2 separate regions of the Homo sapiens genome follow, and region 2 is linked to region 1. A link is an interaction called in ENCODE POLR2A ChIA-PET data of the cell type or tissue named here. Cell type or tissue: HepG2. All regions are shown on one strand.

Evidence for each region. ChIA-PET counts read pairs that join two places held together with the same protein. Peaks named below come from ENCODE experiments on the same cell type or tissue, not always from the same donor. Only the 100,000 strongest peaks of a DNase experiment are listed, where the experiment ranks them.
Region 2: POLR2A ChIA-PET joins it to region 1 with 5 read pairs; 1 of 35 experiments calls an interaction of 5 or more read pairs at or near these places.

The regions. Positions count from the first base shown.
Region 1 is chr5:136,066,471-136,068,970 of GRCh38, forward strand. No RefSeq gene overlaps it. Among named protein-coding and RNA genes, the nearest start is that of TGFBI, 39 kb to the left of the region's middle. In HepG2, a CTCF peak has its summit at 598; DNase peaks (open chromatin) are centred at 531 and 1,201.
Region 2 is chr5:136,191,674-136,194,173 of GRCh38, forward strand. It overlaps SMIM32 (small integral membrane protein 32), which reads right to left and starts at 1,489. Exons shown (of 1, transcript NM_001350994.2): 1 at 1-1,489. The coding sequence starts at 851. The coding sequence ends at 540. RefSeq lists enhancers at 372-1,286, 1,443-1,960. In HepG2, no CTCF peak of the experiment used is centred here; no DNase peak of the experiment used is centred here; H3K4me3 peaks cover 1,114 bases; H3K27me3 peaks cover 746 bases.

The sequences.
Region 1 (2,500 bases):
CCCCTACCCTCCAGAGAAGCCCCTGCAGGCCAGGTCTCTGCTTGCACAGCCTAGAACATAACTTGTTTCTATGGTGCCAGGGCATTAAGAATTAGCAATAGCCACGAGTGCCCCAGAACTCATGTCTGGAAAAAAAGAGAGGAAAATACCTCTGTGCTTGAAAGCATAATTCAGTGTTATGCTCTTAGAAGAGATGCCTGGAATATTATGCTCAGAACTCTTTTCAAAGCCAGGAGAGAAAGTCATGGAATGAGGGATGGGCCCGAAGCCCTGTCCAGAGAAGTCAAATGAGGCCACCTTGGGCCATCCCTATCTGGCAGGGAAAGAAACTCATCCATTCCAGAAAGCCAGAGAGCCAGCCCAGAGAATAAGTGGTGGGTGGAGAGGGGAGGAGTCTGGGACAACCTCTATACACACGCACATTCATTCACACACACAAACACACACACACACACACACACACACACATGCATGCATGCACACACACCCCTGCATGGGAAACCGAAGACACAGCCTTAGGCAGAGAAAACAGGCACAGCACACCCACTTGTGGTTGGGGAGAGGACTCCAGGACCTGGAGGTGGAAGGCAGCAGCTGGAGCTCTGGCCTCAGGCCTGTTAGAGGAGGCTCCCTGGAGCTGCTACACCCTGTCACCCATGCAGGCCCTAACAGTCCCTGCAGTGCTGGAGCTCCCCATCACTTGGGGAGGCGATGGAGGTCACTGAGACCTGAAGAATGAAGAGGGTGGGGAAGAGAATTCAGTCTGAAGAACAGTGTCATAAAGGCTCTGAGAAAATGTGAGAGAGTTTTGTGTGGCTAGAGAGAAGAGAGACAATTCCTCTGGTGAGAGGTTTGGGAGCTAGACTGTACTGGGCCTCATAGGCTAAGTACTATCATAATTAGTATTAAGAATTTTAGACATTATCCTTAAGACAATGAGAAGCCACTGGAGGGTTTTAGTTGGGGGAGGGAGATAGAGAGGGGTGTGCAATGATCAGATATATATTTTATATTTAGTAAAATATACATGGCATAGAATTTACCACTTCAACTATTTTAAGTATACAATTCAGTGGTATTCAGTACATTTCCCATTGTTGTGCAACCAATCTCTTCATCTTGCAAAACTGATCTGTTCCATTAAACATTAACTACCCATTCTCCCTTCCCTTCTGCCCTTGATAATCTCTGTTCTATTTTCTGTCTCTATGAATTGGAGTTCTCTAGGTATTTCATGTAAGTGGAATCAGTATTTGTTCTTTGCGACTGGCTTATTTCACTTAGCATAATATCTTCAAGGCTTATCCATGTTGTAGTGTGTGTCAGAATTTCCTCCATTTTTGAGGCTGAATAATATTCCATTGCATATATATACCACTCACTTTGTTTATTCACTCATCTTTTGATGTACATTAGGCTTGTTTCTACCTTCTGGCTCTTGTGAATAACGGTGCAATGAATGTGGGTGTACAGATGTCTGTCAGAGTCCCTGTTTTAAATTAGTTTGGTCCCTCTTTTAAATTAGTTTGGTTATACCCAGAAGTCGAATTGATAAATCATATGGTAATTCTATTTTTAATTTGGGAGGGGGGGGAATTGCTATAGTGTTTCCATTGTGGCTGCACTATGTCACATTCCCCCCAACAGTGCACAAGGATTCCAGTTGCTCCACATCCTCTCTAATACTTGTTATTTTCTGGTTTTTGGTAATAACCATTCTATTGAATGTGAAGTGATGTTTCATTGTGGTTTTGATTTTGTTTTGTTTTTTAATGATTAGTGATGTTGAGCCTCTTTTCATGTGCTTATTGGTCATTTATATTTCTTCTTTGGAGAAATGTCTATTTGATTCCTTTGCCCATTTAAAAAATTTTTTTTTCTTTTTTAGTTATTACATTTTAGGAGTTCTTTATGTATTCTGATATTGATTCCTTATCAGATATATGATTTTCAAATATTTTCTCCCATTCTGTGGGTTGCCTCTTTACTCTGTTGACAGTGTCCTTTGATGCATAAACATCTTTAATTTAGATGAAGTTCACAATATTTATTTATTCTTTTATTGCCTGTGCTTTTGGTGTCATGTCCAAGAAATCATTGCCAAATTTAATGTCATGAAGCTTTTCTCCTGTTTTCTTCTAAGAATTTTAGTTCTTACATGTAGGCCTTTTATTCATTTTTAGTTCATTTTTGTATATGAAATAAGGAAAGGGCCCAACTTCATTCTTTTCCATGTGGCTACCCAGTTTTCCATGTGGCTACCCCATTTTCCACGTGGCTACCCAGTGCTGGGAAAAGATTGTCCTTTCTCCATTGAATGATCTCAGCACCCTTGTTGAAAATTATTTGACCATACAGGCAAGGGTTTATTTCTGGGCTCTCTACTCTATGCCATTGGTCTGTATGTCAGTCTTTATGCCAGTACCACACTGTTTTGATTATTGTAGCCTTGGCGTAAGTTTTAAAATTAGTAAGTATGAGTCCTTCAACTTTGTTCTTC
Region 2 (2,500 bases), 130 kb after region 1:
TTCAGGTGAGTTCACGACGCTCGGATCCTAGTGGGGTCCTCCTCGGTGTCAAGGAGCAAGAGAGGCCGTAGCAGCTGTGGGAAACAGCCACAGGGCCTGCGAGTCCAGACGGGTAGCTCCAGGCTAGTTGCACGCTTGCGGTTCCTGCCCCTTCCGTGTGCAAAGTAAGGAAGTCAGCAGGCGGCGAGCAAGCAAGACGGGCTGGCGCGCCGTCTTTCAGGAAGGTTTCCCGACCCGACCGCCGTCTTTCGGGAAGGTTTCCCGACTGGACCCTCTGTCCAGAGGAAGAAAGATTTGGCCAGGGGATCAGAATCACGGTACCTACAGGTACTGGGATCGAGACCCTACACAGGCTCCCGACGCCTCGGTCTCCCTTTCCTCTCGGGTTGCCACTCTAGTTCAGGAAGGGTCTTTGGGTCAGGGCACCGTGTTCCCAGGGGCCAGCGATCCCCGGTGTCGTGCCCTCCCTACCAGGCTCAAGCTGGCTGCTCTTGGCTAGGTCGGGACGGGGCGCCCGGCGGCCGTGGCTCAGTCCCAAGCTACACCGGCCGCGTCTTCCAGGGCGCGCGGGCGTCGCGCAGCGAGCGGTCGTGGGGCAGCGCGGCGAAGGCCGAATGGCGCAGCTGGCAACCGATGAAGAGGACGACGAGCGCCACCGAGAGCAGCAGCAGGAAGAAGAGCAGCAGGTAGGTGGGCAGGTCGGGCTTTGTGGCCGCGCCGTCCCTCATACCGCGCGCAGTGGCCAGCTCCAGCGGCAAAGCGCCTTCTGCCTTGACCGTGGCTCCTGGGGCCAGCGCGCTGCCTACCGCCGCCTCGGGGCCGCCCGTGGCGTTGAATATGTCGCCGTACATGGCCCGCGGGTCCCGCCGACCCCAGCCGGACCGCTTCACTTGGCCTGGAGCATACTGGCGCGACCCGGCGCCTCCATGGCGCGCCCCTCCCGCCCTGCCGCGCCCAACTGACCGAGAGTCGGTGCCTTGGGGCCGGCGGGGACTGCAAAGACCCCGGGACGCGTCCGCTCACTCGCCTCCGCGCTCAGCTGCTTTCCCCGCCGGCTGGCGGACCCCAGTTCTCGGAGCTGGACAGTTCTGTGCCCGCGCCCCTCGGGCTCACTGTTTCTCTCCGTCGCCACCAGGACAGAGGTCCCAGTCACTGACTCGCCTTTCGGCTTTACAACAGCCCGCTCAGCTCGGACCCTCAGCTCCAGTGAGCTCCAGGTGCTGGGCGCCTCTGGGCTGCGGCGGCGGGGAGAGGCACTCAGCAAGTGCAGCCGCAGCCCGGGGTCTCTGCTGAGCGCCCGGTGGCAGAGCGCACGGAGGGCGGGTGGCCAGGGAGTCCTCCGCGTCCTCCGGCGCCGCCGCCACCGCAGCGTCTCGGAACAGTCCTGCAGGCTCTGGTCCCTGTCGAGACGCCCAGTGTTCAGCGAGCTTGTCCCCACTCCCTCCGGCTGCTGCGCTCCTGTTTTGAGCAGGAGACTGAGCTTTCTGGCGGCTCTGAGCGCGCTCGTGTCCCGGGCGGGGGTTCGGGGGAGGGGCGGGACTGGCGGCGGCTGCCCGGGGGAGCGGCTGCGAACCAATGAGGGCAAGAGAGGACGCGGCTGCGACTGCCCCCAGCCCGGCCTCACATCACTCAGGGACAGAGGGACAGAGACAGGGACAGAGAGAGAGAGAGAAAGAGAGAAAAGCACAGGGTCACAGGAAGACTGACGGGCAAAGACACAGTTACAGACCTATGAACAGAGCCACACGCCAAACAGGGACAAACCGTTGAGGTAAGCAAACCAACTCAGAGACAAAGCTCAGCTGAGCGTGCACACCTGCGTTCATTATCCTCCTTGACAGGCTCCCTCCAGGCATGGCCTGGTTTGTTCCGAGTGCCCACTGGCTGCTGGGTAGCGCAGGCCGGGCACACCACCTCCAAGGGTGTGCAGACGCGCTCCCAGACAAGCATGTTCAAGCCAGGACTGATTCTGTGGGCCCCGTGTCCTCTCCGGCTGCGTCCTGCCGGTCTGTGTGCATCCCGCACCGTGTGCAAGAATGTTCAGCTCCCTTTTGCCTATTCTGCCTGGGCACAGAGGGGCAAAAGGAGGACATGGCGCTGGCAGTTGCCCCCCTGCCCTTGGCAGGTCTGGAAAGGCGAGGTGGCCAGGACAGAGGTGTGCAATCAGTTGGATTGAGTGGGGAGGTGTCTCCTTTCCCAGGAGTCTGAACTGCTCACTTCCTCTGCAAAGTCTTCCAGGACCCCCAGACTAGAGTGGGAACAACCACCCTGGACCACCACAGCCCCTGCACTTCTCAACAAGCACCCACCCCTCACCTCTGGCCTGTCATTTTCTTTCAGGGCCAGAATTAGGGGGAGGTGGGTGAGAAGTCTAGAGCACAATACTGAATGAGACACTCGCTCTCAGAGTCTGCAAGTGCAGGGTTGGGAGTAGGTGTCTCCTTCAGTTTTGCCCCTAGATGCCTCACCCCTCACCCTAGTCCCAGCCCTGTTGTCTGCT